Regions from separate parts of the Homo sapiens genome. Here region 1 is linked to region 2. Evidence: chromatin loops called from intact Hi-C (ENCODE). Cell type or tissue: heart left ventricle. All regions are shown on one strand. Links, peaks and the distances in the headings refer to the core of each region. The heading gives the core; the rest is flanking DNA.

Region 1 (16,624 bases), core at 4,061-9,060, 170 kb after region 2:
AGCTCTTATTATTTTGAGATACGTCCCATCAATACCTAGTTTATTGAGAGTTTTTAACATGAAGGGCTGTTGAATTTTGTCAAAGGCCTTTTCTGCATCTATTGAGATAATCATGTGGTTTTTGTCTTTGGTTCTGTTTATATGATGAATTATGTTTACTGATTTGCGTATGTTGAACCAGCCTTGCATCCCAGGGATGAAGCCATCTTGATCATAGTGGATAAGCTTTTTGATGTGCTGCTGGATTCGGTTTGCCAGTATTTTATTGAGGATTTTTGCATTGTTGTTCATCAGGGATATTGGTCTAAAATTCTCTTTTTTTGTTGTGTCTCTGCCAGGCTTTGGTATCAGGATGATGTTGGCCTCATAAAATGAATTAGTGAGGATTCCCTCTTTTTCTATTGATTGGAATAGTTTCAGAAGGAATGGTACCAGCTCCTTTTTGTACCTCTGGTAGAATTGGGCTGTGAATCCGTCTGGTCCTGGACTTTTTTTGGTTGGTAGGCTATTAATTATTGCCTCAAATTCAGAGCCTCTTATTGGTCTATTCAGGGATTCAACTTCTTCCTGGTTTAGTCTTGGGAGGGTGTATGTGTCCAGGAATTTATCGATTTCTTCCAGATTTTCTAGTTTATTTGCTTAGAGGTGTTTATAGTATTCTCTGATGGTAGTATGTATTTCTGTGGGATCGGTGGTGATATCCCCTTCATCATTTTTTATTGCAGCTATTTGATTCTTCTCTCTTTTCTTCTTTATTAGTCTTGCTAGTGGTCTGTCAATTTTGTTGATCTTTTCAAAAAACCAGCTCCTGGATTCATTGATTTTTTGAAGGGCTTTTTGTGTCTCTATCTCCTTCAGTTCTTCTCTGATCTTAGTTATTTCTTGCCTTCTGCTAGCTTTTGAATGTGTTTGCTCTTGCTTCTCTAGTTCTTTCAATTGTGATGTTTGGGTGTCCATTTTAGATCTTTCCTGCTTTCTCTTGTGGGCATTTAGTGCTATAAATTTCCCTCTACACACCGCTTTAAATGTGTCCCAGAGATTCTGGTATGTTGTGTCTTTGTTCTCATTGGTTTCAAAGAACATCTTTATTTCTGCCTTCATTTCGTTATGTACCCAGTAGTCATTCAGGAGCAGATTGTTCAGTTTCCATGTAGTTGTGTAGTTTTGAGTAAGTTTCTTAATCCTGAGTTCTAGTTTGATTGCACTGTGGTCTGAGAGACAGTTTGTTATAATTTCTGTTCTTTTACATTTGCTGAGGAGTGCTTTACTTCCAACTATGTGGTCAATTTTGGAATAAGTGTGGTGTGGTGCTGAGAAGAATGTATATTCTGTTGATTTGGGGTGGAGAGTTCTGTAGATGTCTATTAGGTCCACTTGGTGCAGAGCTGAGTTCAATTCCTGGATGTCTTTGTTAACTTTCTGTCTCATGGGTCTGTCTAATGTTGACAGTGGGGTGTTAAAATCTCCCATTATTATTGTGTGGGAGTCTAAGTCTCTTTGTAGTTCTCTAAGGACTTGCTTTATGAATCTGGGTGCTCCTGTATTGGGTGCATATATATTTAGGATAGTTAGCTCTTCTTGTTAAGTTGATCCCTTTACCATTATGTAATGGCCTCCTCTGTCTCTTTTGATCTTTGTTGGTTTAAAGTCTGTTTTATCAGAGACTAGGATTGCTACCCCTGCTTTTTTTTTTTTTTTTTTTTTTTGGTTTTCCATTTGCTTGGTAGATCTTCCTCCATCCCTTTATTTTGAGTCTATGTGTGTCTCTGCACGTGAGATGGGTCTCCTGAATACAGCACACTGATGGGTCTTGACTCTTTATCCAATTTGCCAGTCTGTGTCTTTTAATTGGAGCATTTGGCCCATTTACATTTAAGGTTAATATTGTTATGTGTGAATTTGATCCTGTCATGATGTTAGCTGGTTGTTTTGCTCGTTAGTTTCTTCCTAGCATTGAAGGTCTTTACAATTTGGCATGTTTTTGCAGTGGCTGGTACTGGTTGTTCCTTTCCATGTTTAGTGCTTCCTTCAGGAGCTCTTGTAAGGCAGGCCTGGTGGTGACAAAATCTCTCAGCATTTGTTTGTCTGTAAAGGATTTTATTGCTCCTTCACTTATGAAGCTTAGTTTGGCTGGATATGAAATTCTGGGTTGAAAATTCTTTTCTTTAAGAATGTTGAATATTGGCCCCTACTCTCTTCTGGCTTGTAGAGTTTCTGCTGAGAGATCTGATGTTAGTCTGATGGGCTTCCCTTTTTGGGTAACCCAACCTTTCTTTCTGGCTGCCCTTAACATTTTTTCCTTCATTTCAACTTTGGTGAATCTGACAATTATGTGTCTTGGAGTTGCTCTTCTCGAGGAGTATCTTTGTGGCATTCTCTGTGTTTCCTGAATTTGAATGTTGGCCTGCCTCACTAGGTTGGGGAAGTTCTCTGCGATAATATCCTGAAGAGTGTTTTCCAACTTGTTTGCATTCTCCCCGTCACTTTCAGGTATGCCAATCAGACGTAGATTTGGTCTTTTCACATAGTCCCGTATTTCTTGGAGACTTTGTTCATTTCTTTTTACTCTTTTTTCTCTAAACTTCTCTTCTCACTTCATTTCATTCATTTGATCTTCAATCACTGATACCCTTTCTTCCACTTGATCAAATCAGCTACTGAAGCTTGTACATACGTCACGTAGTTCTTGTGCCGTGGTTTTCAGCTCCATCAGGTCCTTTAAGGACTTCTCTCCACTGTTTATTCTAGCTAGCCATTTGTCTAATCATTTTTCAAGGTTTTTAGCTTCTTTGTGATGGGTTTGAACCTCTTCCTTTAGCTCAGAGAAGTTTCTTATTACCGATCGTCTGAAGCCTTCTTCTCTTAACTCGTCAAAGTCATTCTCTGTCCATCTTTGTTCCGTTGCTGGTGAGGAGCTGTGTTCCTTTGGAGGAGAAGAGGCACTCTGATTTTTAGAATTTTCAGCTTTTCTGCTCTGGTTTCTCCCCATCTTTGTGGTTTTATCTACCTTTGGTCTTTGATGGTGGTGATGTACAGATGGGGTTTTGGTGTGGGTGTCCTTTCTATTTCTTAGTTTTCCTTTTAACAATCAGGACCCTCAGCTGCTGGTCTGTTGGAGTTTGCTGGAGGTCCACTCCAGACCCTGTTTGCCTGGGTATCACCAGCCGAGGTGGCCGAACAGCAAATATTGCAGAATGGCGAATGTTGCTGCCCGATCCTTCCTCTGGAAGCTTCATCTCAGAGGGGCACAGGCTGTATGAGGTGTCAGTCGGCCCCTACTGGGAGGCTTCTCCCAGTTAGGCTACTCAGGGGTCAGGGACCCACTTGAGGAGGCAGTCTGTCCTTTCTCAGATCTCAAACTCTGTGCTGGGAGAACCACTACTCTCTTCAAAGCTGTCGGACAAGGACGTTTAAGTCTGCAGAAGTTTCTGCTGCCTTTTGTTCAGCTATGCCCTGCCCCCAGAGGTGGAGTCTACAGAGGCAGGCAGGCATCCTTGTGCTGTGGTGGGCTCCACCCAGTTCAAGCTTCCCAGCCGCTTTATTTACCTACTCATGCCTCAGCAATGGTGGACGCCCCTCCCCTAGCCTCACTGCCACCTTGCAGTTCAATCTCAGACTGCTGTGCTAGCAGTGAGCGAGGCTCCGTGGGCGTGGGACCCTCCAAGTCATGCGCGGGATATAATCTCCTGGTGTGCCATTTGCTAAGGCCATTGGAAAAGCGCAGTATTAGGGTGGGAGTGTCCTGATTTTCCAGGTACCGTCTGTCACGGCTTCCCTTCACCAGGAAAGGGAATTCCCCAATCCCTTGCACTTCCTGGGTGAGGCAATGCCCTGCCCTGCTCCGTGGGCTGCACTGTCTGACAAACCCCAGTGAGATGAACCCGGTACCTCAGTTGGAAATGCAGAAATCACCAGTCTTCTGCGTCGCTCATGCTGGGAGCTGCAGACTGGAGCTGTTCCTATTTGGCCATCTTGGAACCTCCTCTATAATTAACATTTACATAGTGTATGTAAATACTGCTAAATATTACTAATTCCAGTTCTTTACATATATTAACTTGTTTTACCTTGGTATCAGCCTTATGCAACAGGTATAATTATTATCTCCACTTCACAGATGATGAAATTGAGGTACAGACTGATCACCTAACTTGTCCACGGCTACACAATTACCAAGTATCAGGGGTAGGATTTAAACCTAGGCAGTCTGGAGCTAGAATCTAGCTCATCTAAAACCTGAAGGCCTGGCAAGGTATTATCATGCTAATCAGTAAGTAATCAGGATGCCTATGCATTAGCTTCCATAACACCTGCATAATCGCATGTATCTTACTATATTGTAATTGTTGCTTTGAATACTTGCCTCCCCTGTTAAGCTGAAAACTGCTTTAGAACAAGGACTGAAGTAGTTTTGTATTTACATAACAGTATTGAGCACAGTGCCTGGTACCTAAAAAGTATGTGGTAGGCGCTTGTTGGATGGATAGTTGGATGAAAGAAAAAACAATTTTTAAAAATGGATGGATGGATAGATGGATTTATCCCAACTTACTAGATAGCCATTGGAATTTGAATGTCCTTGAAATAGGGATGAAAATCTCACCTAACAATAAAAATATTCACAGACTTTCTTCTTAATGAGCTAATTCTCTCTTGCTAACCAACATATAGAAAAAAAATTATCTCTTGATGTTATCCAAGCCTTTTCAGGGAGGAAATACTATCCCACTCATGAGCATTTCAAACCCTGCAGAAACCAAAAAAGGTGAAAAAGAAAGGAATGTTGTTTATGGAAATAATACGTCTTGTCAGGAATTTGTGTTTTATCTCATAAAAAGAACAAAACAAAAAGAGAATCTGCCTTATGCTCTGGCATCAACAGGAAACCTAGTTCATTACAAATGTAGCCTGGATACCTCCAGGGGAAGAAAAAGATGAGTGAATGAATGAATGGATAATAGACTTGCCTTTTCTGAAGTGGAATCCAGGTTTTAATCCAGTCTTAATCCACTGTATGTGGTAACAGTTGCATTAGTAATATGCTTTGTCACAACACAAACTACCCAGACTGTAAGACTGTTGGACGTTTATACTCAAACCAAGAGTCTATGTTTTATTCATTTTGAGTGGCACAAATCAGCGCTGAGATATGGGAACTAAACCTTGAAAAGTTTCCTCCTATATTTGAAGCTGGAAAAACTTCAAGGCACTTTGATTCAAATACACATTCTATTAAAATGTGTATCTTGCTTAAGCCCAGGAGGTGGAGGCTGCAGTGAGCAGAGATCATGCCACTGCACTCTAGCACTCCAGCCTGGGCAATAGAGCAAAACCTTGTCTCAAAAAAAAAAAAAGTGTATATATTTCATACCAATTGCTTCTGTACTTAGTGTAGCTTAAGATACAAAAGCCTCTGAATCAAAACAGTAACTGCAGAATTGCTTTTACAAGTCTAATGATGTACTCAATGTAATGTGATAGGTTTCATCTAAATAATGTATAATTTTATCTGTTTTCCATTGCTTTATATTCTGTCAAATGGAAAACAGTTCTATAGAAGTCAAATTCTGGACTTCCTTTGTTATAACTATATTTCAGCTGATTAGTGTTGTTCTTTGGGACTTTCTTTTAGCAATCAGATACAATTACCATTGTTCTATAACACTGACTACCAAACTTGTTATTTCACTCTGAGAGCTGTGCCTGTCTTGTCTTTATTTTTCTCTCTTCGGGATAATATCCACTGTAGTGTCCATAAATCTTTACTGAAGGGATTCACTATTAAACTACTTAGCAAAGTTAGTATTCTTTAAAGATATTGTTTGTTTTAATGAGTAGAGAGGAGGGCAGAGTTCTGCCACATTAAGTGTAGTTAAGAGGACCCTCAACACAGCATCGACATCACCTAAGAGCATCTTAGAAATGCAGAATCTCAGAACTTTCAGACTTTAATGTGCATTTGAACCAACTGCGGATGTTAAAAAGCAGATTCTGATTCAGGAGGTCTGGGGTGGGGCCCGAGATTCTGCAGTTTGATGAGCTCACAGGTGATGTCTACACAGCTAGTCCTCAAGCCACCTCCTGAGTAGCAAGACCTAGGGAAAGAGCCCATGATGATATCGCACTTACCACGTATCTGACTAAAACAAAGAGATTTAATAAGATAAGTAGTTGTTAAATAAAGATTTACTTAGCACATAGTCTATGACTAATCCTTTTATGATTGAGTTATTTGACTTTAGATAGACCATAAGACTTCCGTTTATTATCCTTTTCTATTTAATGAACATAGTACTTCAATTTGTTTTCCAATAATGTTTACATTCGACCTTTGTATTCATTTTATGCATTCTATTTGTCATGTTACCTAAGGCCAGACAACCGTCATTTGAAATAGTTATTTTTAAGAGATAGAACCAAATACGTAAAGATATAATTTTCAAGTAAAGAAAAAACTGGTGTTTTCTTAAAAAATTTAAATCTTGTTATGATTTAATACTAGTTACATGTTGTAGGAAACAAAACCAAGTAAAGAAATTACGGCAGTCTTCAATTATTTATTTATTTATTTATTTATTTATTTATTTATTTATTTTGAGACAGAGTCTGTCTTTGTCGCCCAGGCTGAAGTGCAGTGGTGCATCTCAGCTCACTGCAACCTCTGCCTCCCAGTTTCAAGTGATTCTCCTGCCTCAGCCTCCTGAATAGCTGGGACTACAAGTGTGTGCAACCACGCCTGGCTAATTTTTGTATTTTTAGTAGAGACGGGATTTCACCATGTTGTTCAGGCTCGTCTTGAACTCCTGACCTGGTGATTTGCCCTCCTCAGCCTCCCAAAGTTCTGGGATTACAGGTGTGCACCACCGTGCCCGGCCAGCAGTCTCCAATTCTAACTTGTTAGTACAAACCTTGGAAAATCACCTAATTGATTGCCTCACCAGGTTCCTCATCTATAAAATAGGCTTAAATTTAAGTTTCCTCAAGGCATTGATGTCAAGAGATATTAACAAAACATGTTGGTTCCTCTGGTTCTGAAAGTGTGGTCCTAGGACAAGCAGCATCAGCATCCCTGGGAATTTATTGGAGAAACAAATTTTCAGACCACACCCAAGCCCAAGACCTACTGAATCAAAAACTTGGGGTGGAGGCAAGAAATCTACATTTTTAACAAGTCCTCAGGTGATTCTGATATATGTTACAATGTTAGAACCACTGCAGTCTCTATAGAGCACAGTAACGATAACTCTCAATCAGTGGAGGAAGGGGTATACTATTCTAACTAGCAATCCATATGGAACAGTAAATTAGGCCGTATTAAATCAGGAACAATAAATTAGGGCTTACCTCACAATATTACACGTTTAAATCTATGCTGATTAAAAATATAAGTATAAATAGGGCCAGGCGCAGTGGCTCACGCCTGTAATCCCAGCACTTTGGGAGGCCAAGGCGGGCAGATCATTTGCGGTCAGGGGTTGGAGACCAGCGTGGCCAACATGGCGGAACCCCATCTCTACTAAAAATACAAAAATTAGCCAGGCGTGATGGCGGGCGCCTGTAATCCCAGCTACTCGGGAGGCTGAGGCACCAGAATCGTTTGAACCTGGGAAGCAAAAGTTGCAGTGAGCTGAGATTGTACCACTGCACTACAGCCTGAGTGACAAAGCAAGACTCTGTCTCAAAAAACAACAACAAAAAAAGATATATAAATATAAATAATAAACATAAAACATTTGACTGCACTAAAATTAAGTGTTTAGGCAACAAGAGACATCATACAAAAAATTAAAAGACAAATCACATACTAAGAGAACACACATGCAATGTAAAGTTCTCAAAATCTAGTATCCCTAGCATAAATTTCTTAAAATCCTACAAATCAACATGAAGACAACTATTTTTTAAAAACAGGCAAAGAGTAAGAACAGATAGTTCACATAAGAATGGTATGTGAAAAGATTGTTTCTCATCGGCAATCAGGGAAATGCAAATGAAAACAACATGAAACACTATTTGATACTTCAACGACTGGCAGAAAAATTAAAGTCTGATGGAGGAGTGTGTACAGAAATGAGCATCCCCAATGTCAATTGTAAAACTTGGCAATATCTAGTCAAATAAATTTTCATTCCCTACAAACTAGCAATTCTACTTCTAGGAACTGAGCTAGAGTCCCTGTGGGCATCATCATAGGAAAGCTATCTGAGGATCTTCCCCAGTAGCAACCTTTGTTTTAGGGAAAAACTGGAAATAACTCAAATCTTAATTGATATATCAATACATAAATTAAGTGCATTTACACAGTGAAACACTATAGAATCTTAAAACATATGAGATAGTACTACTTGCATCAACGTGATTAAATCTCAAAATCAATGTTTCAAGATTAATATATACAAATCATAAAGCAATATTTTGTATTGGGAGCATAATATAGTCAGAGCATAAAAGATGTGGACAAGAAGCATATACACCAACTTCAGGCTGGCAATTACCATTGGGTATCGGATAGATAATAGGAAAGGGAGGTCTTCATCCATATCTATTTTATTTATTCAAAAAAATTTTGAAGCAAGAGTGGCAAAATATTAGCACATATTAAAACTAGTTGGATAAATCAAATAAAATAAAAACTAGTTGGTATCAAACTCTCTACTACTGCCACAACTTTTTGTAATTTTATATAATTTTAAAATATTAAAAATAAAATATTGGCCAGGTACCATGGCTCACGCCTGTAATCCCACACTTTGTAAGGCTGAGGCGGGTGAATCACGAGGTCAAGAGATCAAGAGATCAAGACTATCCTGGCCAACATAGTGAAACACCATCTCTACTAAAATTACAAAACTTAGCTGGGCTTGGTGGTACACACCTGTAGTCCCAGCTACTCGGGAGGCTGAGGCAGGAGAATCACTTGAACTCGGGAGACGGAGGTTGCCTGAGCTGAGATTGTGCCACTGCACTCCAGCCTGGATGATAGAGCAAGACTCCATCTCAAAAAACAAAAAATGTTTCATTTATTTCTGTGTTCCTAAAATTTTGTTTCAAGTAGTCAACTAAATGTACATTTCCTTAAGCACATATGAGAAAAGCTTTTTTTTTTTCTTTTTTTTTGAGACGGAGACTCACTTTGTCACCCAGGCAGGAGTGCAATGGCACGATCTCGGCTCACTGCAACCTCCACCTCCTGGATTCAAGCGATTCTCATGCCTCAGCCTCCTGAGTAGCTGGCATTACAGGTGTGCACCACCACGCCTGGGTGATTTTTATATTTTTAGTAGAGACACAGTTTCACCATGTTGGCCAGGCCGGTCTCAAACTCCTGACTTCAAGTGATCCACCTACCTCGGCCTCCCAAAGTGCTGGGATTACAGGCGTGAGCCACTGCACCTGGCCAAGAAAAGCATTCTTTAAAAAGTAATTTAAAAAGTAGAAAACTTAATTTTTCTTAACTTTCGTTGTGATATGAAATATCTATAAAATTATGAAGAAAATGAAAACAAAAAAATGTACAAACAAAACCTTTTAGCTGATTATGGAGCAGGGTAAACACAAAAGAAGAGGATTTCCTGTATTTTTTGGTGGTGGGGTGTGAGGGGTGTAGAAATGGATTTAAAGGCTATAAAGGAACAAAAGAGGTCAGTAATTTATCCCCCAAAAATCCATGTAGGAGGCAGTTCTTGAATAAAGACAGAAGTGGTTGTTCAGCTTTCAGAAACATCTGGGCCCTAATTCCAATTGATTTCTTTCTGGTAGGAAAAGTTCTCCACATGTATACTTCTCATAGTTCCTTTCAGCCTCTAAAACATTATCTTAATTTTAGATAATACCTGCAAAAATTGGATTCAACTTGTGTATTGAGAGCTAAAGAATTTTCATGTGACTTTATACATATAGTGTGTGGCTTCTTGTAGCCAGACCCTTGGGAGGCCCTAAACATTGAAAAGATGATGGAGTCCTACCATCCCACCAGTGGTAATTCAACATTTTATTATGATGCAAAATTTCCATGCATGCTGAAATCAATAGAGTTTCTTCCAACATTTTTTGTGCAAAGTTCTGAACAAATCTGTCAAAGCTAACTTGTTTATTTTTAGGGTGGGGGTGCCCCTGCTTTGCTGGTGCCCTGAACATGTCATAATCTGTTGGGCATCTTGCACTGGCTCAGCTATCAATTAGGGAGCTAAAGGGCTCTTTAAAGCAATCCATAATTTTAAACCTACCAGGTGACTAGGAAAGACTACTAAAGGTTGCTAAGTTTTCTCACTGGTTTCAAGACTCAGATTCTAGTCTGAAGCAGCAAACATCCAAGTAATTGAGTAATACTACAGAGCTGAAGCCTACCACTGAAATGTTCATTCACACTCTTCCACTCTTTGTCACAAGACTAGAATGTAAGACATCAGTGGAATTTTGTTTTCTTTCTTTTTTGAGATGGAGTCTTGGTCTGTCCCCCAGGCTAGAATGCAGTGGCGCACTCTCAGCTCACTGCAACCTCTGCCTCCCAGTTTCAAGCGATTCTCCTGCCTCAGCCTCCCGAGTAGCTGGGACTACAGGTGTGTGACACCATGCCCAAATAATTTTTATATTTTTAGTAGAAATAGGGTTTCACCATGTTGACCAGGCTGGTCTTGAACTCCTGACCTCAGGTGATCCACCCGCCTCGGCCTCCCAAAGTACTGGGATTACAGGCATGAGCCACAGCAACTGGCCAACATCAGTGGAATTTCGAACTGTGACCTTCTGAATATGCTACATGAACCCTTTTTTAAAAGAGACCGTACAGCCTCAGGACTGTCTTTGTTATGTTTGATAAAATGCAGTTACTAAAAGAAAATTGCTGAAATACTTTTCCCAGCCAATGCTACAGATATCTTTGCAAATAAAGGTCATGTAAGAATATGAACATTTATGTTTCAGAAATAAATTTAGTTGTACCAGTGGGTATAGCTTTAAACCAATTAATTTTAAGTCTATGTAATCTTACCAAAGGGCTATTTTTATGAACTGGTTTTAGCAAACTTGTTGCAGGCAGAAACTGTCTTTCTATGATATTCTATGCAATACCTGCTATGGTTTGAATGTGTCTCCTCCAAAATTCAAGTGTTGCCAATGTAACAGAATTAAGACGTGGGGCCTTTACCATAATTTAAAAATAAAAAAATAGTATGTGGTGAAAAGGGAACACCTTTACACTGCTGGTGGGAATGTAAACTAGTACAACCACTACGGAAAACAGTGCAGAGATTCCTTAAAGAACTAAAAGTAGATCTGCCATTTGATCCAGCAATCCCACTACTGGTTATCTACCCAGAAGAAAAGAAGTCATTATACAAAAAAGATACTTGCACACGCATGTTTATAGCAGCACAATTTGCAATTGCAAAAATATGGAATCAGCCCAAATGCCCATTAGTCAATGAATGGATAAAGTCAACATATATGTGTATATACATATATAGTATATGTATACACACACCACATTTATGTGTGTATATATGTATACATATATACACATACCACATTTATGTGTGTATATATATGTGTGTGTGTATATATATATGTGTGTACACACACACACACACACACACACCATGGAATACTATTCAGCCATAAAAAGGAAAGAAATAATGGCATTCACAGCAACCTGGATGGAATTGAGACCATTTTTCTAAGTGAAGTAACTCAAGAATGGAAGACAAAACATCGTATGTTCTCACTTATAAGTGGGACCTAAGCTATGAATATGCAAAGGCCTAAGAGTGACACAATGGACTTTGGGTACTTAGTGGAGAAGGGTGGGAAGGGGGCACGGGATAAAAGACTACACATTGGGTACAGTGTACACTGCTGGGGTGATGGGTGTACCAAAATCTCAGAAATCACCACTAAAGAACTTATCCGTGTAACCAAACGCCACGTGTTCCCCAAAAACCTGTTTTAAAAAGGGGTGGGGCCTTTAAGAGGTGATAGATCCTCCCTCAAGAATGGGATTAAGGTGCTTATAAAAGAGGCTTCACACAGCATTCAGCCCTCTCTTGCCTTCTGCATAGAAGGATGCGGCAAAAAGGCCCCTACCAGATGCTGGCATCTTTATCTTGAACTTCCCAGTCTCCAGAACTGTGAGAAAATACATTCCTATTCTTTATAAATTACCTAGTTTTAGGTATGTTGTTGTAGCACCACAAATAGATTAATATAGAACCCAAGGAGGTGGCAAGATAAATATTTGGTTGTTACATTGCACATCATAACAAGTCACTTGTTTTCAAGTCAGGTAAAAACGTTCAAAAGTAAATGAGCTGGCCAGGCACAGTGGCTCTTGCCTGTAATCCCAGCACTTTGCGAGGCTGAGGCGGGCGGATCACCTCAGGTCAAGGGTTCGAGACCAGCCTGACCGACATGGAGAAACATGGTCTCTACTAAAAATACAAAATTAGCTAGGCGTGGTGGCGCATGCCTTTAATCCCAGCTACTCGGGAGGATGAGGCAGGAGAATCGCTTGAACCTGGGAGGTGGAGGTTGCGGTGAGCCAAGACTGTGCCATTGCACTCCAGCCTGGGCAAGAAGAGCAAAACTCCATCTCCAAAAAAAAAAAAAAAAAAATATGAGTTAAAATTATGTAATTCTAAAAGGTCAATACGCTGATTTTTTTAAAAACGAATCACATTATACTAAATGAAAAGTATTTGCTGAGGCCTTTTTTACAAAAGTATTTTGAGCCTCCAAGATGGTTTGATAAATCCATGAACTGTCAATCAATCAATTTATCAATCTGTGTTTTCAATCCCTGTTGCAGTAGTCCCCCCATATCCTTGAGGGATGCATTTCAAGACCCCCAGTAAATGCCTGAAACCATGGATAGTACCAAATAGTACCCTATGCAGTATATACTGCCTTTTCGTATACATACATACCTATGATAAAGTTTAACTTATAAATCAGGCACAGTAAGAGATTAACAACAATAACTAATAATAAAATAGAGCAATTATAGGAATATATCAGCGTTACTGCTCTTGAGCTTTGGGGCCATTATGAAGTAAAATAAAGGTGACTTGAACACAAGAAGCACTGTAATACTGAAACAGCAGATCTGATCAGTGAAACAGCTCCTAAATGACTAACAGGTGGGCCTCTACAGGTCAAACATCCCACATAAGATAGAGCAGGACAGCTTGAGATTTCATTGTGATACTCAGAATGGTATGCAAGTGAAAACCTGTGAATGGTTTCTGGTATTTTTCATTTAATATTTTTGGACTGCAGTTTACTGTGGATTAAAAAAACACACACACAGAAAGCAAAAGCGCAGATGAGAAGGAACTACCGTATATGAAAAGAATCATGACAGTTACCGAGGAGAATATATATATGTGTGTGTGTGTATATATATATATATATGTGTATATATATATATGTGTATATATATATATGTGTGTGTGTATATATATATGTGTGTATATATATATGTGTGTGTGTATATATATATGTGTGTGTATATATATATATATATATATATTTTTTTTTTTTTTTTGAGATGGAGTTTCACTCTTGTTGCCCAGGCTGGAGTGCCATGGCATGATCTCAGCTCACCGCAACTTCGGCCTCCCGGGTTCAAGCGATTCTCCTGCTTCAGCCTCCTGAGTAACTGGGATTATAGGCATGCGCCACCACGCCCAGCTAATTTTTTGTATTTTTAGTAGAGATGGGGTTTCTCCATGTTGGTCAGGCTGGTCTCGAACTCCCGACCTCAGGTGGTCCCCCCGCCTTGGCCTCCCAAAGTGCTGGGATTACAGGCGTGAGCCACCACACCCAGCTGAGTAGAATATTAAAAAGCATAAGGTATAGGTTTTGCCCTTAGTTTGTAATTTGGTCAGGAAGAAATGCTTAAGTACATTAAAACATAAATTGCAACATAGAAAAGCAACACAAAAGCGACAGAAGAAATGGATGACCAGTGGTCAAATCAGTAATATAAACACTAAGTAAACATAATGTGGCCGGGCACGGTGGTTCAGGACTATAATCCCAGCACTTTGGGAGGCTGAGGCAGGCAGATCTCTTGATCTCAGGAGTTTGAGACCAGGCCGGGCAACATGATGAAACCCTGTCTCTACAAAAAATACAAAAATTAGCTGGGCGTGGTGGCATGTGCCTATATTCCCAACTACTTGGGAGGTTGAGTGGGGAGGATCGCTTGAATCCAGGAGGTTGAGGTTGCAGTAAGCAGAGATTGTGCCTTCACACTCCAGCCTGGGTGACAGAGTAAGACCCTGTCTCAAAAACAAAAATAATGCTTTCAGAAGAGAAATCATTGCAGAGCAAAACTGTGTATGTGAAAGTTTCATTATTTAACCAAGAAACACTGAAAGAGGCAAACACAGCAGCCTCACAACAGTTTGGCAAGAGTGTTCCCTTGCTCCAATGTTATGGCCAAACTTGTAGGTCAAAACTATTGGGTATTTACACGTCTTTCAGATAGCGAATTAAGATCATGAATTGAAGAATGATTGGGGTAAACAAGCTACGCTTGAAAAACCAAAATGCAGAGAGCACCTTGCACACCTTCCTGAGAACAGGAGATGGGAGGAAGAAAAACAGAGATGAAAACTGAGAGCAGATTAAGGGGTACATCAGAGAATCAGTTTCTGGGGAACCTAAAATACCTATCATTTGAAATATTGACAATATGGTGACATTGAACTCAATGTTTTAAATTTATTTCCTCGCTTTTTAAATACAGGTGTCAAGAGCTGAGCTAATCATGCACCTCAGCTCACCACACAGTCCTCAGACGGTGGAAGAGCCCTTGTTTCTCTATGTATTCATTTACTTATTCCCTTTTATCCCCATGTGTCACTCACTGTTCCCCCTTTCCTCATGGACAGCCATTCTGCCGTGTTTAATATGTACGGTGACATTTCCATGTTCTTACAAAATGCATATTATTGTTTTGCCTGTATTTTTTGTAGCAGCTTCATGAAGATATCATTTACATACTACCTAATTCACTCATTTAAAGTGTACAGTTCAGGCCAGGCATGCTCACCTGTAATCCCAGCACTTTGGGAGGCCAAGGTATGAGGCTCACTTGAGCCCAGGAGTTTGAGACCACCCTGGGCAAAAGAGCAAGCTGCCATCTTTAAAAAAAAAAAAAAAAATTAGCCAGGTATGGTGGTGGGTGCCTGTAGTCCCAGATATTCAGGAGGCTAGGGAGGGAAGATCCTTTGACCCCAGGAGGTCAAGGTTGCCGTGAGCTATGATCGAGCCACTGCACTCTAGCCTGGGTGAGACCCAGACTCTAGACAGAGTGAGACCCTGTTTCCAAAATTAAATTAAGTTAAATTAAAAAGTATACAATTCAGTACAGTTTAATTAAATTAAATTAAAAAGTGGCCGGGCGCGGTGGCTCACGCCTGTAATCCCAGCACTTTGGGAGGCTGAGGTGGGTGGATCACGAGGTCAGGAGATCGAGACCATCCTGGCTAACACGGTGAAACCCCGTCTCTACTAAAAAACACAAAAAATTAGCCGGGCGTGGTAGCGGGCGCCTGTAGTCCCAGCTACGCGGGAGGCTGAGGCAGGAGAATGGCGTGAACCCGGGAGGCGGAGCTTGCAGTGAGCCGAGATCGCGCCACTGCACTCCAGCCTGGGCGACAGAGCAAGACTCCGTCTCAAAAAAAAAAAAAAAAAAAAAAATTAAAAAGTGTGTAATTCAGTATTCCCAGAATTGCACAACCATCACCACAATCAATTTTACAATATTTATATCATTGCAAAAAAAAACCCTTGTGTTCACTAAGGAGCCACTCCCCATTCCCCCCTCTGCCTAAACTCTGGCAACCACTAATCTGCTTTCTGGCTCTATGGATTTGCTTATTCTGGACATTTCATATCAGTGGAATCATATATCATGTGGTCTTTTCTGTCTGTCTCCTTTCACTTAGCAAGTTTTCAAGGTTAATCCATGTTATAGCATTTATTAGTACTTCATTCCTTTTTATGGCTGAATAATATTTTATTGTATATATTTATCATATTTTACTTTATCCATTCATCAGTTAATGGACATTTGAGTTGTTTTACCTTTGGACTATTATGAATAATGCTTCTATTAATATTCATATACGAGTTTTTGTGTAGGCATATGTTTTCAATTCTCATGGGTGTATACCTAGGAGTGGAATTTCTGGGCCATATGGTAACTCTATATTTAATAATTTGAGTAATCATCAAACTGTTTTCCAAAGGGGCTAGATGATTTACACCAGCAATTTCTTTACAATCTCACTGAGATGGACACTTACTATCTGTCCATTTTTTTCTAGCCATCATAGTGGGTATGGAATGGTATTGCATTGTGCTTTTGGTTTGTATTTGCCTGATAGGTAACAATGTCGGGCATCTTTTCACATGCTCATTTCCATTTGTACATCTTCTTTGGAAAAATGTCCATTTCAATCTTTTGCCCATTTATAAATTGAGTTTGTATCTTTTTATTATTGAGTTGTAAGAATTCTTCGTATATTCTAGATAGAAGTCTTTTATCAGGATTGTCTTTTCAATCTCCAAATAGTGTCCTTTGAAACACAAATTATTAAAATTTTGATGAAGTCTA
Region 2 (16,624 bases), core at 6,690-11,689:
GGAGCACAGGGAATATGAAACAGGGAAGAGAGGAAAGCTAATAAAGAATGTGTTAAGAAGCTTTGGGCAATCAGGGCTTCCTCTAGCAGGAAACCCTTAGGAGACTGCAGAACATTCCTTGGAATGAGGGCAAGGACTTTGGATTATTTATCCAGCCAGGACTTTCCCTCTTTGGCCAAGGGTCATTCCTTGGGCAATAATTCCCTGGCACTTGCAGACTAACCTGTGTGCTTCCAAGCTCATTTCTTTTTTCTTTTTTCCTTTTGTCTTTTTTTTTTTTTGAGATGGAGTCTTGCACTGTTGCCCACGTTGGAGTGCAATGGTGCGATCTCGGCTCACTGCAACCTCTGCCTCCTGGGTTCAAGTGATTCTTCTGCCTCAGCCTCCTGAGTAGCTGGGATAACAGGTGCCCGCCACCACACCCAGCTAATTTGTTGTGTTTTTAGTAGAGATGGGGTTTCACTATATTGGCCAGGCTGGTCTTGAACTCCTGACCTTGTGATCCGCCTGCCTCGGCCTCCCAAAGTGCTGGGATTACAGGTGTGAGCCACCATACCCAGCCGCTTCCAAGCTCATTTCTATGGCTGAAGAATGCCCTCAGGCAGAGAGAAGCAGGAGGTTGTCTGTCTACACAGCATGTGACTACAGCCAAACTCTGGGGTGGCCAAGGGGACATGGGTTGGACACCAACAGCGTCTGCTACAAAAGTGGTTGTTGCCACCCCTCAGAATCCCCCTCTCTGTGTGATCTTCCAGATTCAATGTAATACGTACTGAATGCTGCCAAATATAATGTACCAGACTAGACTCAGGTAATCACAAAGATGTGTAAGACAGAGTTCTTCTCCACACAGAACTTTCAATTTGATGTAAGAGACAAACAGAAATAAAAGTCTTTATAGAAAAGTAAGTCTTTATAGAATAAAGAAGAATATGAGAAGGGCTGTATTAGAGCCATGAATCACTGGCTGTGAGAGCTGCGGGAAGATGAGATTAATTTTGACTAGAGGGAGAAGGCTATCAGGGCAGTTTTCCAAAGCTAAAATATTTTAAACATATGCTAAATCGACAGACATCCAATTCCCACCAAGAGCAAAAGAATAAACATTCTTTCGCAGGGCCCTAAAGCCAGAAAGCAGTGAAAGAATTAGAACCATTTTATCTCAATTCACAAAAGGAAATAAGTGACATCTTTCAGTATCACCCCATCTTCTAGATGCAACGTTTAAAACCAAGTCACAAGAGCAAGATGTTCTTCCTGCTCCACGTTCAACTATGCATTTGAAATCTGTTCTCATTTGTCGAAATGAGCAATTAATTAACAGTCTTTGTGAAGTTCTCAGACTCAACAAGTGTGCCCCTCTCCTGCTGCCTCTGCCACAGGCAGCCACTTTGCATGTCCCTGCTTTTGAAAGACAACTTAGGAATGAAGCTAAACGAGACATCAGCAGTTTTCCAAATCCAGGTGAAGAAAGTGAATGACTTCAGCATGAAAGACAGGGCTGGGGCGACAGGGGAGAGCAGGAGACGGATGAGTCAGCCCATGTTCGTGGAAAGCTGGGGTTTGTTGGAAGAATCTCAAGCTTTCATTTTGTGGTGTTTGGAAGCTTAATTCCCAGCTTCTAATTAAACATATAAACTGTAATCACAAAGGTATTTCACAAGTAGTTCCTTGGATGTGGCAGGGGTTCTAAGAACCAATTTGAGATGCAGGGAGGAGCGGGAAAGGCGTGGAGAGGAAGCAGGCCTGGGAGTGAGAGTGTACTGGGCTTCAGGAAGCTACCTGCTGAGGAGGTGCTGGGGACCCCACACCTGAGCTCCACACTGGAGGGATGCAGACAGAGAGGATGGGGATGGAGCCGTGCAGTGGGGCCTTTTTGTTCTTCTTGCCCAGGTCCTTCTCTCCTGCCTCTCTGGCTGCCCGGCTCCAAGTCAGAGACTTGAATATGCAGCTGGAAGTTTGGGTATTGGCAAGAAATAGCAACTGCACCCCACCTCACCATTCAAGTTCATATGTGGCCCTGCCCCTGCCACCCTCTCAGAAAGGAGATGCTAACGGGCAATGACAAGGAGGAAGTTATGGCACAATGGCAGACTTAAAGTGCCCAGTCATGCTATTACTGCACTCAGCTGAGAATTCTGCAGGGGCAGGGAGCGGGGGATGGAAACCCCTGGGCTTCTCTCGTTTTGTCCCCTGCAGAGTGACTCTGCAGCATTATAATATCTGCCCCAGCCAAAACACAACTGCTCTCCTGCCAGAAGGGAGATTTTTGCCAGATGCAAATCACATGCTGGCCAGAAGCACCAAGGCCCTGGGAAGAAGTGTGTGTTTTCTGGTGGGGAGAAGAATGTGGTATTCAGAAGTCCAACTCAAGGAGATATATAGATCTTGAGCCCTTCACCCAAGGTTGCTCTGTGACTCCACTGCCTAGCATGGTTTAACAACCATACAGCTTAACCATAATAGAGACAAGTTCTAGATCAGTGGCACTTGATCCCCCAAGCGGAAACGTTCCAGATCACTGGAGTTTGAGATCCCAGTCTAGCCTGTCTCCTTTTCTCTGCTCACAAGACATTTTATGGATAAGAGCAGGAATGAAACCATAATACGTATGATTTATTGAGGGTCTCAAATGTGCCTGCTGATGCAGAGTCATAATCTCCTCTCACAGCAACACTGAAAAGTAAGTCTTGTCATCCTCCAGTTTATAGTTGGGCTCAGTGGTCAAGATTGATTTGTTAAAGTTTCTATCACTTTGAATTCACCCCTAATCATACAGCTAATAGTACTGAAGCCATCTCTGAATTGAGCTGTGACTGACTGCAAAGGCTTTCTTGTTTCCAGGCCAACATACCATCTCTTCCTGACTTGGAGCACAACCCATTAAATATTCAGACATGTATGTGTGGAAAGCAGTGGCGAGGTTGGCTGTCAGCCAGACATGAATTTGGTTCCACACTCTGCCATGGGAATTTGGGCAAGTTATTTAGCCTTTTTGAGACTCAGTTTCCCCATATATAAAATGGGAAAGAGACTATTACTACCTACCTCTTAAGGCTGTTAAAAAGAATAAATGAAGTGATGTCTGTAAAACACATAGCACAATGCCTGGCACATAGTCATGCTTGATAAATGTTTATGATTGTCGCTTTTAGTGTCCCCAAGATCCCCAAGAGATCCCCAAGAAGGCTTTTTAAAAAAACTTGAGTATACAGAATTAGATTAATTATAATCTTTGATTTATGATGTATTCTCATTATTGATCCGTGAGTGGTCCTTCTTATTAATGTATTCTTATTAATGTATTTATTTCTTATTAATGTATTTCTTATTAATGTCCTTCTTATTAATGTATTCATTTTATGCTAAATATCCACAAAATTACCACTCAACATGAAAACTATACCATTGACAATAACTTACAGTTTTTATATATAGAAGGGATTTCACAGTTCTAAAATATGTATTCTTGCATATACCATAGCTATATTCTAGGTATTAGCATGTTGAATGAATGTACTCAATGTTCATTGAATAAAGGAATCAATACATGCAATAATTCATCAATAATAACTTGTATTTAGGGACCAGAAAACAGACACCACACTCTGAAGTGAAATGTGAGATTACAAGGTAGGGTTTGCAAAGGCAGTATCTACAAACCAGGGTTTAGTCATGATTAGCCATTTGCCACATTCGGAGTACACCCTATTAAATTAAAAAGTGAAAGGGCACTAAATAGAATAAGATTTTTGGAGAGAACTATGGGTGTGCTGAGAGTCCCACTCCCACCCATGGGGTAAGCGTTGTGGGTGCTTTTCCTTTATCTGAAATCAAGGGAAGCTGGCATAAATGGTCCACTCTAATAGGTGTGGACTGAAAATGGGGTCACAGTGGTCGGGTGTCTGTCTCATGCATAAACCACGTAAAGGGTGAGTAGTAAGGGCTAGCAGGCTACCTCTCCAGTGGAATAAAAGAGGGATGGCTGCACTGTGATCAGACAGTTCACCCAGAGGCAGTCAGAGTAGAGAAAGCTTGAGTGTTTCCCATAGATCAGATATCAGCCACAGAGAAGAGACGGCAGGCTGAGATCACCTTGGATCCTAAACAAGAGGACTGTCTGGAGAGGCAAACAGATCCCCCATGCCTTTGGTGGCAAACCACCAGCACCCCCAAGGTGAGAAACTTTATGCCACCAGCAAGAGAACCACATGAGCTATCCCCATATGGGCAGACTATACCTGAAGAACTTGCCAAATTCTCTGGTAGAGCCAGCCTTAAACACACGTAGGCTCTGAGATGACTCACAATGGGATTGTCAAGTCAGAATGGTCCTACCTCTGCACTCCTCCCCTTCCTTTGCTTCAACCCAGTAGGGGCCCAAGGCAACCTAGAGAGTGAATGAGAAGGCAGAAAAAAATCAAGGCAGTAAGATGGAGAAGCCAGTCCTCTCTCCTCCACTGCAGGTCTGGGCTTGGGGTGGGGTAGCAGTGATAGAAACTTTAACTTCAAAATAAGTGTACATTTGTATTACTACATTTGACTGGACATAATAATAACTAAACTGAGACTGTTTTTCTGACTAGCAGTGACAGACCACTATCTGTTGCCTGAGAGGGGCCAGCCACCAGGATAAATTTGAAGAGGCAGTTTGGGAAAGGAAAGTAGCTGTGCTCTGCTTAAACTCTGTGAGTTCCACTTGCTGAGAGTGACAGTTATAGGGTCTCAACTGAGATCCTGTAAGAATTAAGATACAGTGCTACAAATGTACAGTGGGCACATAAAAATTTTTCAGACCCATTTATAATGAAAACTATAAAACATTGGTGAAATAACTTGAAAAAGATACCAAATATATTAGTTCATTTTCACACTGCTGATAAAGACACACCTGAAACTGGGAACAAAAACAGGTTTAATTGGACTTATAGTTCCACATGACTGAGGAGGCCTCAGAAGCATGGCAGGAGGTGAAAAGCACTACTTACATGGAGGTGGCAAGAGAAAAATGAAGAGGAAGCAAAAGCAGAAACTCCTGATAAACCATCAGATCTCGTGAGACTTATTCACTATCATGAGAACAGCATGGGAAAGACTGGCCCCCATGATTCAATGACTTCCTCCAGGTCCCTCCCACAACACATGGGAATTCTGGGAGATACAATTCAAGTTGAGATTTGAGTGGGGACACAGCCAAACCATATTACCAAAAAATGAAAAGATACTCCATGTTCATGGATTAGAAGAATCAATATTGTTAGACTGTCCATACTAACCAAAGCAATCTACATATTCAGTGCAACCCCAATCAAAATACCAATGACATTCTTCACAGAAATAGAAGAAACTACCCTAAAATTTATATGGAACCACAGAAGACCCAGAATAGTCAAAGCTGTCCTAAGCAAAAAGAACAAAACTGGAGAAATCACATTATCTGACTTCAAATTATACTACAGAGCTATAGTAACCAAAACAGCATGGTACTGGCATAAAAACAGACACATAGACCAATGGAACAGAACGGAGGACCAAGAAACAAATCCACACACCTAAAGTGAACTCATTTCCTACAAAGACACATATACACAATGAGTACTATTCAGCCATAAAAAAGAACAAGATCCAGTCATTTGCAACAATGTGAATGTAACTGAAGGTCATTATGTTAAGTGAAATAAGCCAGGCACAGAAAGACAATAGTGTGTGTTCTCACTTATTTGTGGGATCTAAAAATCAGACAATTGAACTCATGGAGATGGAGAGTGGAAGGATGGTTACTAGAGGCCAGGACATATAGTAAGTGGGTGAGGAGGAGGTGGGGATGGGATGGTTAATGGCTACAGAAAATATTTAGAAAGAATGAATAAGACCCACTATTTGATAGCACAACAGGGTGACTATAGTCAATAAAAGTTTAATTGTACATTTAAAAATAACTAAAAGAGTATAATTGGACTGTTGGTAACACAAAGGATAAATGCCTGAGGGGATGGATATTCCATTCTCCATGATGTGATTATTATTCACTGTATGTCTGTATCAAAACATCTCATGTAATCCATAAAAATACACACCTACTGTATACCAACGAAAATTAAAAACTAAAAAAAAAACAAAAAAACAACAACAACAAAAAAACAACAAACTGACCCAAAATGGATTAGGAAACCTACTTTGGATCCCTTCTTCTCCATCAAGGGTCTCCATCCAGGTCAACTCAGGGCTTGATTTGTAACCAGAAAATGCTACAAGAGCCTCGAGATTTTCTCCAAAGGAGTCATCCCTGAGATGCTCATTAATCACTGAAAACAAGTAGTTGTTTCATGCCAAGGCTGGGAGCAATCTGTTCCTAAGCAGTCCTCTCATCTCTCTGATCTTCCAGGAAAGAGCGTAGCAATGGTCCATCCTTTGGGGATGCAAGCCCTGTCCCATTCACAGTTTGAGGGAATTGCTGCCTACTTCTATGCCTCCAAGCACAGCTGTCTATTCCTCCCCTTCCAGAATTATGCCACAATATCTCCCCTCTGTGAGCCCTTAGGGACACATCTGGACTCTTCGTCCAGGGTTTGCACCTGGAGGAATAGTCTGTGTAGCAAATTCTGCCATGTTCCACCCAGATCTGTGTGTTAGTCCCTCAGCTTTGCATCCTTCTGCTAAGGGATGGGAGTTCACCTGAAATCACACCACTGCTTGGTTTCCCTTCTTACTTGCTTGCTTCCCCACTTCCTTCCTGGTTTCTTCTTAGAACACTTTACTACTAAATAACTTGTATACTGGGTGTGATTCTAGCAACCCAACCTAAAACAAGTTGTTAGACCTACTCAGCTTTACCACACTGGCTCACCTTCTGATTTTGTGCTATAAAACTAACTGGTCTCTAAGCAGCACTCAAAGAGGACAAGAATGCAGGTCTCAGGCATGAGTAGCTGGAATATAATCTCCGCATAAGGCACCCCAAATCTCAAAATACTACACCTTTCAAGCGGTGACTTCTTAAGCACTCTTTATAAATATAAGGACATTAGTCGCAAACAAACATTTATTCAAATTTGTTTTTACTCTTCCCCTTTGTTTTTCAATCTATTTTGACTGCCATTCTCCTCTAGTATCTGAAGAGACTGAATAAACAGTCCACTTGAAAGCAGGCATACTGAATATCTATTGAAAGTTAAGAGACCATACAGGTAAGAGTCAAAATATGCCTAAAATGAAACTCTTAGTGAAATGCAATACCTATTTCTTTATATGGAATGGTGTAAAGCTAAGTTGATTGAATCATATAATAAAGTAATAGTCAACAGAAAAATCAATAGAGGTACATTATGCACCCATTTAAAGGACTTTAGCCTATAAAAAAGACCTATACCACAGAACTTTTAGTTATGAAACAGACAGAGAGACAGCAGCTCCTTAGAAATCTACAAGTGGAGGCTCTAATTCCTGGAGGGGTTGCACCAATTTGGATGCAACTGCTTCTTCCCCATTTGGAGCACACTGATGAGCCACAAAGAACCCAGTAGGCTCCCTCTTGATCGCCTAGGACAGTCAGCCATGATTGTCTTCTCACTTTGCACAAAGGGCAGTGTGGCAACTGGCCACTTTATAGGGAGAAACATGGTGACAGCCTCTCACAGTTCTCCATTTAGTCTGAGCCTCCTTCTCCCAAGCTGCTCACCACTACGAGCCCACATCAGTAAATACCCAAATTTACTTTTATTGGCCCCTTCTCTGCACCACCTGGATTAGAAATAGTGGTCAGGCAAGTTTTGAGAAAGACTTCAGTTCCAAGAGTTGAAACCATGGGGAAAGGTTTTACATATATTTTCATCTACTGGGAGAAGCATCAGCTGAAGAAGATTGAGAGGCAAAACTGCTCAGAAGGTGCTAGAGACAGACTGCCAGTTTAAATCCTACACCTGCAACAGGACATCCTGGGTCAAAGTTCTTCAACTCTACATGCCTCCTTTTCCTCCTTTGTCAAATTAGGATGATAATATTTACCTCAAAGGGTTGCTGGGAGGATTAAAAGAGTTAATACTTTTAAAAGTGCTTAGATGAGCACCTAACACATAGTAAACACTCACTAAATATAACCCCTGGCTGTTGTTTCAATCGCTGTTATTTGTGTCTTCCTATTCTTCTTCACCATCATCATCATTATCACCACCTTTCCCTAAGAAAATTTACAAACTTGAAGCAATGTTTATTTAATTCAAAATAAAGGCCCCATAAGCTTCACACAGGAGCACACTCCATGTCTGTAGGAACTCTCATCACTCCTGGGTTCTCCCTATATATTTGCATCTCTTACTGGCCAGAAGACCTAGCTCTGGTATATATAACTGAATTAGTCAATGGAATGCGACTATGGCTGCCATTTTTTTTTACAAGCCTATTTGTATTTGTCCCATTTCCCAACCTTGAGACCTCAAGATGTCAGGAAAAAAGACTAAACTTGGAGTCAGAGCCTTGGTTCCTAATCTTGGCTCCCACTAGTTGTATGACAAAGAGCAAGTCACTTAACCTCTTTGCACTTCAATTTCCTCACCTGCAAAGGACAGAAATTGGGTAATTAACATCTGCCTTTCATTACCTCCCAGAACTGTAGTAAATCTCAAATAAGATATGGTATGTGAAAGTGAACTCCCCCATGCAGTTTCAGTGCCCCATTCACTCATTCATTCTTGTCTCTCTAAACATACTTTGTGTAGACAAAGCTCATTTACTTCCATTTTTAATTCCAGTGTCAAAAGAGTACAACATACCTTCCAAAGGGCATAAGAGCATTCCATTCTTAACACAAATGGCTGCCTCCTCTTTTCTTCCCTTGGGTTTCAAAGCTGTAATGTGAGTACACAGCCACTTTTAAATTCTTTCCTATTTTCCACTCTCTCTAATTACATGATATCATGGACTAAAAGATAGATCATGAGATCTTCATGTTGCTACAACTTACAAGTGATGCAAAATATCATTAGCAAACTGCATCTGAAACTGAGAGCACTTCACCCATAAGGATCCCAAGAAGAAACAGCCCACTCTAATGACAGAGTAAAAGCAAAGGCTGAGTGCGGAGCTTAAGGAATACATTGGGACCAACCTGTAGATATTTCAAAAGCACTAATTATTGGTACAGCTGGCACAGGAAGACTAAACCAACTGCACTTATCTGTAATGATTTTTTTTTTAATGCTACCAACGCATTTCACACGTGCTAAAAACTCCAGGCTAAATTGGTTGCAAGACATAAGACCATCAGGGCATTCAAAGAAATAGTCTCTGCAATTATCACTAATTAATCAGCCCTAACAGTTGGAAGCCAGTTGGAGAGGTTTACGCTTGAATGTAAATGAGGAAGGAAGGACCTGCTGGAATGAGATGGTGTGGCATATTTGTTTTGTTTTGACTTCTTTCCAGACATATTTCAGTTTACATAAATATTTGAAGGTTGGATCAGACAGGATTTACAGCACAATGGTATCAGGAATGTCTTTATAAAAACTTTGATATGGTCTAAATTAGGTTTCAAGAAGGAAGGGCAGCCGTGGGAGCAGGAGCCTTTTTCAGTATTTAACTTTATGTCCTGACCAGTGCCTAACACCACTTCATAAATCACAGGTACCTTGGACTTAGAATGCACAAGCCCTGTTTCCATGGCCTCGATTTCAGCAGGGACAGATACTGCCTGGAGAGAGAGCTTGCCAACCTTCTGTTTTAAGCACTGCATGTGTGACCTTTGGTTGACCTTAGGTTCTGGGATTTGAGGGTTAAAGTTGTCTTTTGGCACTGGAGCCTGATTTTTTTTTTTTCTCCAAAAGTGTTTAGAGAAATAAGAGAGCGCCCCACCCTCTGCAGCAGGGCAAGCTGTTTCCTGTAGAAGCAAGAGTTAGTGGCTATCCCAGTTATTCCTTGTAAAAAATACTTCTTCAGGAGAAAAACTCTTTCTCAAGGGGTCTGTTTCTGTTTCTCTTTCAATGCCTAACTCTCCAAGGAGTTTACTTAGAATTAGCATGGTCTTTGCATAAAGGCGGACAAAGCAAAGGCGATGCTGTTTGTTTTCAAGGTGAGAATTAGACCAAAACAAGAATCTGACAGGTTGAACCAAATGAAAAGCCCTCACTTCTCTGAACATGAATTTTCTTTGCACAGATTGTTTTTTCCTGAAGGCAGATCACTGAGGGGCAGGTGGATTATAGGAACCTAAACTACATAATCGTCTCTAATAAATGAACATTTTTACCGCACCAACGGTTGATTAGGGATATACCACGAAACATACTAGCCTATTTCTGAGTGAAGCAGGAAAGCTTTCATAGAGAGGTTTTATTGTTTACATTCAATGAAAGGAAAAGTCTGACTTGAAGTAGTCAGATATAATCTCTCTCTGAATTAAAAGGGTTCTATTGTACTAAGATGCTGGTGCTGTTAGCAAAGGTGAATCCAGGATTTTTGCCCAGGCACAGAATGCCTTTATACAAGCGAGCTATACATGTGGCCACAAACAGACAAACTTGCCTGGTTATTGGCAGCCATTCTCAGTGTAAGAAGAGTTTATTTTCCTTTAGGAGCCCACAGTTGAACAATGTTCTGGTGCCCTAGCTGTTTCATAACTTTCCATGTAATTAAGCAGTTGGCATGACCTTCTGTAGCAAGATAATAATAGGAATTAGCAAAGGCGGGGCTTGTACACAAGGACACTTTGGACTACTCAAGCTCACAAATAAAAGCTTTCAAATAAATGCAAAACTGTCTTTCAAATTCAAAGAGCTTTCCTAGTGAAGTGACACTCCCCCAACACACACACACACAAACACACACACACACACACACACACACTGCAAGCAAACATGACAAAATTTCCTGTAACTTGAGAACTGCAAGGGACAATTCAAAAAGGTGGGAGGAAGCAGACCTGGTCATCATTTTTCAAAAGCCACCTTCACTGTCTAGATGAACTTAAGGATGAATATCAAAGCTAGTCATTTGAAAAAAGAAAAAAAAGTCACTACAGATTTCTAGGAGTAAGCTGGTTTTGAAAAAGAAATTATGATTTAAAGAAAAATAATAAAACCATGAGCAGAGCAGAGCACAAATTACACGGCCACTGAACACCAAGTGGTTTCAAACCAAGATCCAGTAGAACAGATGTGCACCTTTCCTGGGACAGAAATCTGAGCACTTTTGTCCAGGATAGTTCAATAAGCAGGCAACAGATATGTGGGTGTGGTAGATAGCTTCCAAAGATGGCTGCCATCAATGCCTGCACTTCCTAGACACATGGGCTGCTTCCCCCATCAAGATGGGAATCTAATTCCATCTGGAAATCTGAGCTATCCTTGGCGCCTAGCTGGACAACAAATATGGCAGAAATGGGGCTGCATAACTTTTGAGGCTAGTTACTAGGGCTGTGCAGTTTCCCCCGGATCTGTTGGAATACTCACTGTTAGGATGGACCCAGCATCTCACTGTGAGAAGCTCAAAACTCATGAGAAGCCACACATAGGCACTCTGGTCAACAGCCTCATCTGGGCTGTCAACCATCGGCCATCAGGAGCTGCTGACCATGCCAGTCAGCCATATTGGTTGTGCAGCCCCAGCCAACACCTGCCTGCAACTTCATGAAAGATGCCAAGCAAGAATTGTCCAGCTGAGGCCCATTAATTCACAGAACCACGAGACATAATAAATTTGTGCATATATATGAAGTGGGTATGAAATTACTTTGCTCATTTTTTCCTTATTGACTTATAAGAGCTTTTTGTAAGTGAGGGATAGTAACTCTTTGCCTAACATTTTAATACTGTTACCAAATGAAAGGTCTTGACTGTAAGTTGTCCAGGTTTTTGGCTTGTTGAACAGAGTTGAACAAAACACACAAACAAAGCAACAAAAGAAAAAAGTAACAAAAGCACAGATTTATTGAAGCAAAAGTACACTCCACAGAGTGTGAGCAGGCTCTAGCAAGCGGCTCAAGAGCCACCCCCACCCCATTGCAATGTTCTTTAGGGTTTTTATTAAGCTAAAACAAAAAACTTGGTAACACCCGTAGGTGCCCTTTACAGGCCTCCAATTGGTTACACCCTATGAAGGATTGCCCTACGACCAGTCCGAGGCTGAAGTGGAGACTTCTGTCTTGTTGTCACAGGAGTGAATATGTGGCCTGTTTACTGCCTAATCTTGCCTAGAACTGGCTGCACCTGCTGTTCCCTTGCTTATGCCTTAACCCCTGGTTACCCTAATTCCCTATTCTTCTATCTCAATACCATACATTTTCTCAATTTTGCCATTTGCCTTTTCTCTGGTTATAGAATTATTGTGTTTTTGTGTCTGATGTAGTCAATTATTCAATTATTTGCTGCTATGGCTTTTGCTTTCATAGGCCTGCCCCATATCAAATTGAAATCCATTTCTCTGATTATTTATGTGTGAATTTAACATATGTTTATTGAACACCTACTCTGTGCCAGGCACTCTCCACTTTGCTAGTGAATAAGATAAAATAAGGGGCTGGGTGTAATGCCTCGTATGGGTAATCCCAGCGACTCAGGAGGCGTAGGCAGGAGGATTGCTTGAGGCCCAGGAGTTTGAGACCAGCATGGGCTAAATAGTGAGACTCTGTCTCTGCAAAAATGAAAAAAAAAAATTAGCCGGCCATGGTGGTATGTACCTGTAGCCCTAGCTACTTAAGAGACTGAGGCATGAGGATTGCTGGAGCCCAGGAGTTGGAGGCTACAGTAAGCTGTGATCACACCACTGCACTCCAGCCTGGGCTACAGGGAGAGATCCTGTCTCAAAACACAAAAACAAGAATAGTACCATACCTTCATTGAGCTCATAGTCTTCTAGGGGGTTAGAATGGGGTGGATTTGAACACAGAACTGCTATGAAGAATGTTATCTGTAGTAATGGGGAATATATAGGCTGCTTGGAAGCCCACAGCAGGAGCATTTATGGACTTCCAGGGACGTCAAAGAAAACTTCCTGTAGGAAGTGACATTTAAGCTGCATTCTGAGTCTTATATTTATGGCTTCATTCTACATTTAAATCAGGAGTTAATTTAAGTTCAAGCAGCAATGTACCTAGTAAATGTGATCAAAATAAGAGCTATCATTGCTTTTACATGTTGGATTTCTATATGTGCTTGGGTCTGTTTCTGGGCTTTGCATCCTATTTTTTTAAAAGCTGCCTCTTTTTGGCTCCTATGTGTTCTCTTTATAATTATTGTCTTAATTTTGTATTTGAGCCAACATATAAAATCATTTGCTTTGCTTTTATTAATACTTTTTACACTAAATTAATTTTCTTGATGTACACCTGTACTTTTGTCAGTTTATTACAATAAAATCACTTTTCACCATATTTATTATAGTTTTCCATTTAACTTCTTAAAATACTTAAAAATTGTATGTACTAAAAGTACATACAGTATATTTTCACTACTTAATGAAAAATAAAAAATGACACCCATGTCCCTCACACTGTGCTCTGATCCATGCAGAGGGCTTATGTGCTGCTTTCTGATCTGTCCATTTCTATGCCCTCAGCCGTATCCTACATTGAAATAGCACTGAGCATTCCCTTGCTTTTCTTCATAGTTTTACCACCTGTGTTTCCTCCAAGCAATATATCATTTCATTTGCCTTGTTTCAACTTTTCTTAACGAAATCATTCTATATTTTTGTAACTTCCTTCTGTGGTTCAGCATCATATGTGTTTACATATACAGATAGAATACAGCATGTTCATTTATTTTTACTGCTACATGGTAGTACAGTATATATATATCCTTAAGTTTTTTAATCCAATTCATTGTTGATGGATATTTATATTACTTTAAGATTTTTGCTAATAGGAATAACGCTTTTCTGAACATGCCCTGGTTCACCTGTAAAAGTTTCTCTAAGATTTATACATAGAAGATAAATACCTGGGTCTTAGAGTATGCACATATTCACCTTTACCAGTTAGTGCTGGATTGTTTAACAAAGCAATTGTAACAAGCTACGCTCCCACAAGCAGCCTTTGAAAGCTCCTGTTGCTTTCTCGCCAACACTTGGTATTAACTGACTTTTTAACTGTCATTAATCTGATATGAAAGGATACTATTGTAGTATTTATTTACATTGTCTTGACATATAATAAGAGCAATAATATTTTATATATTTACTGGCTGTTTGTATTTCCTCCTCTAGAAAATGACTGTTCATGAAAATTGCCCATTTTTCTATTAGTTTATTCCTCTCTTTCTTAATGATTCAAAGGGTTCTTTTGCATTCTGAGACTAGCCCTTTGGTCACATGTGTGGCAAATGTCTTCTCCCTCTTTATGACTCTTATTTTTTCTCTCTCAGAGAAAATAAGGTTTCTTCTGATAAGCTGAAGTTCTTGATTTTAATATAGTCAAGTATAATAATCTTTTCCTTTATGTTTAGATGCTTTTGGTGTCTTGCATAGGAAGTCTTTCCCTACCTCAAAATCATAAAGATATTTCCTATTTTTTTCTAAAAGGCTTAAATTTGGCCTTTCCATTTTTAAGTCATGAATGAATCTGGAAATGATTTTTGTGTAAGGTCTAAAGAGAAAGGCATTTTTAATTTTTTTATCCTTTGTAAGGACAACCAATTTTCTCCCATTACTTCTAATTGAATAGTCCTTTTTTGCCTCATTGATTTTTTACTCACTGAAGATGACATCTTTTAGAAGTTCTAAATTTATGTGAAGGCATTCAATCCACCCTGTCCTGGATTAAGCTCCAGTTTTTGCTCCTGTCCCTTGAGAATATCTGGCCCATGGAAATCTAGACAAAATCCTCCAGGGATTTAAGGGAGTATAAGGGGATATTGCACAAGGCAAACACAGATCAGAGTTCACTTCTACCTGTGGTATCATCCTTTCTTCCGTCTCTGGCCTCCAATTGTTTCCCCACTTTACCACCAGCTCAGTCCTGCCTTTATAAATATTAATTTCAGGTATCCGTATAGGAAGAAATTTCTCTATACTTTCAATTAAAATTATTGCCCTTAATTTAAAATCTAAATCAATTCGATGTTATTTCCAGTTCTTTTTATTTCACTTATAAAGTTAGGATTCTTTCTTTCTTTTTACATCATTGTTATTACATTTAATCTGGTTAGCTGAGTTATGTTTCTCAAAAAATTTTCCAGGAAGGGTACATGAATAATTCCATTCCTGTGAATATTTTAGTATTTCCCTTACATGAGAAAGACATCTTGGCTGAGTGACACTCTTTCCCCTCTGCATTCTTTAGATGTTATTCCATTGTCTTCATCAGAAAATGATCCTGAAGTGCTTGAGATCAGGCTAAACTGTTGGCCTGTTTTTGTTTTTGTGGGCTGATTTTTATGGAGGTAGGGGTAGAAATAAAGTAATAGTGATCTGCTTCTGTTTCTATTGTTGGATGATTACAGAAATTTCTTTTTTTCATTTCCTTTTCTTTTTTGATGTTATTTAACATCACCAGAATATACTTTGATATGGGTTGTTATTTATTAAGTTTTCCCAGGTTACAATAATCCCTTTCAATCTGCAGATTCAGATTGTCCTTCATTCTAGGAAAGTTTTCTTATATTATATCATTGAATGTTTTATTTTTTCTCTTTTCTTGTCCATGAATTGCTATTTTCTGTGTATTAAATCTCCATCGACTATTCTTCATAGCCATAATGTCATTTCTAATCTCTCGCAATTCAGTTCTTTTCCTCAGTTATTTTTGGATTTTTCTCAATTCTATCTTTTATCTCACTAATTTTAGTTCTTCATAGTATCAATGTTGTTTTTACTACTTCTAATGTCATTTAAATTGCTTTAACAAAATGGCTAGTCAGGCTGCAGTCATGAATATTCCATAGTATTTCAGATTTAAACTGGCCTCAATCTCACAATGTTTTAAAACTTGTATGAAGAGTGAAAATAAAAAAGATAATTGACTTCATCGTTGAGAAAAAAGTGTAAATATAATATATAACATATATATAAATGTACAAATTTGGCATTTGTGATGTTTTTACATGCTCTTTTTTTGTCTCTTTTCTCCAAATGTACATTCCATTTTGAGAAGAGACTTAGGAAAGTAGCCAGACATGAGTAAGTTTGGCCGCACCCAAAGAGAGGGCTGATGAATTCCCTTCCAAATATACAGTTCTATAATATGTAAACTGTAATTGTTTCTCAGACTGTTAAAAAATTCCATCAACTTCTCTGATACATTAAGTAGATTTGTACATTATTTTTTCTTTTTTAATGAAATAGCAACTGTCCTCTATCAAAATCAAGAGACCCTAAATAAAATCCTGTCCAAAGTAACAAAAGAAAGGTATAGCAATCATAGTGTTTTCAATTCTTAAGATCTAAATTAAACATTAAACCCCCAGAAAATAAATGCCGTCTGTGTTGAAAAACTCAGAACAAATAACTTCTCCAATCGTGTTGGAATATAGTAGGTACTTCAGATATGAAATGATTTCACAGATCCTAATTTTAACGATCATGTCATTTTTATGAATGGGGAAATCTAAGGTGTAGTGAGGGGAGATATTTAAAAATATCTAAGGAACCAAGAGTTGAACAGACCAGAACCCCTTAGCAACCAATGTTATTTTTT

The links. Hi-C counts contacts between places; a loop is a spot of excess contacts. Peaks named below come from ENCODE experiments on the same cell type or tissue, not always from the same donor. Only the 100,000 strongest peaks of a DNase experiment are listed, where the experiment ranks them.
Region 1: a loop joins it to region 2, with 1.8 times the contacts of the local background. A loop is called at or near these places in 1 of 110 quality-filtered maps.

The regions. Positions count from the first base shown.
Region 1 is chr5:56,778,457-56,795,080 of GRCh38, forward strand. No RefSeq gene overlaps it. Among named protein-coding and RNA genes, the nearest start is that of MAP3K1, 29 kb to the right of the region's middle. In heart left ventricle, for the core only: no CTCF peak of the experiment used is centred there; no DNase peak of the experiment used is centred there.
Region 2 is chr5:56,606,241-56,622,864 of GRCh38, forward strand. C5orf67 (chromosome 5 putative open reading frame 67) reads right to left here and starts at 16. Exons shown (of 6, transcript NR_161255.1): 1 at 1-16. In heart left ventricle, for the core only: no CTCF peak of the experiment used is centred there; no DNase peak of the experiment used is centred there; H3K4me3 peaks cover 185 bases; H3K27ac peaks cover 932 bases.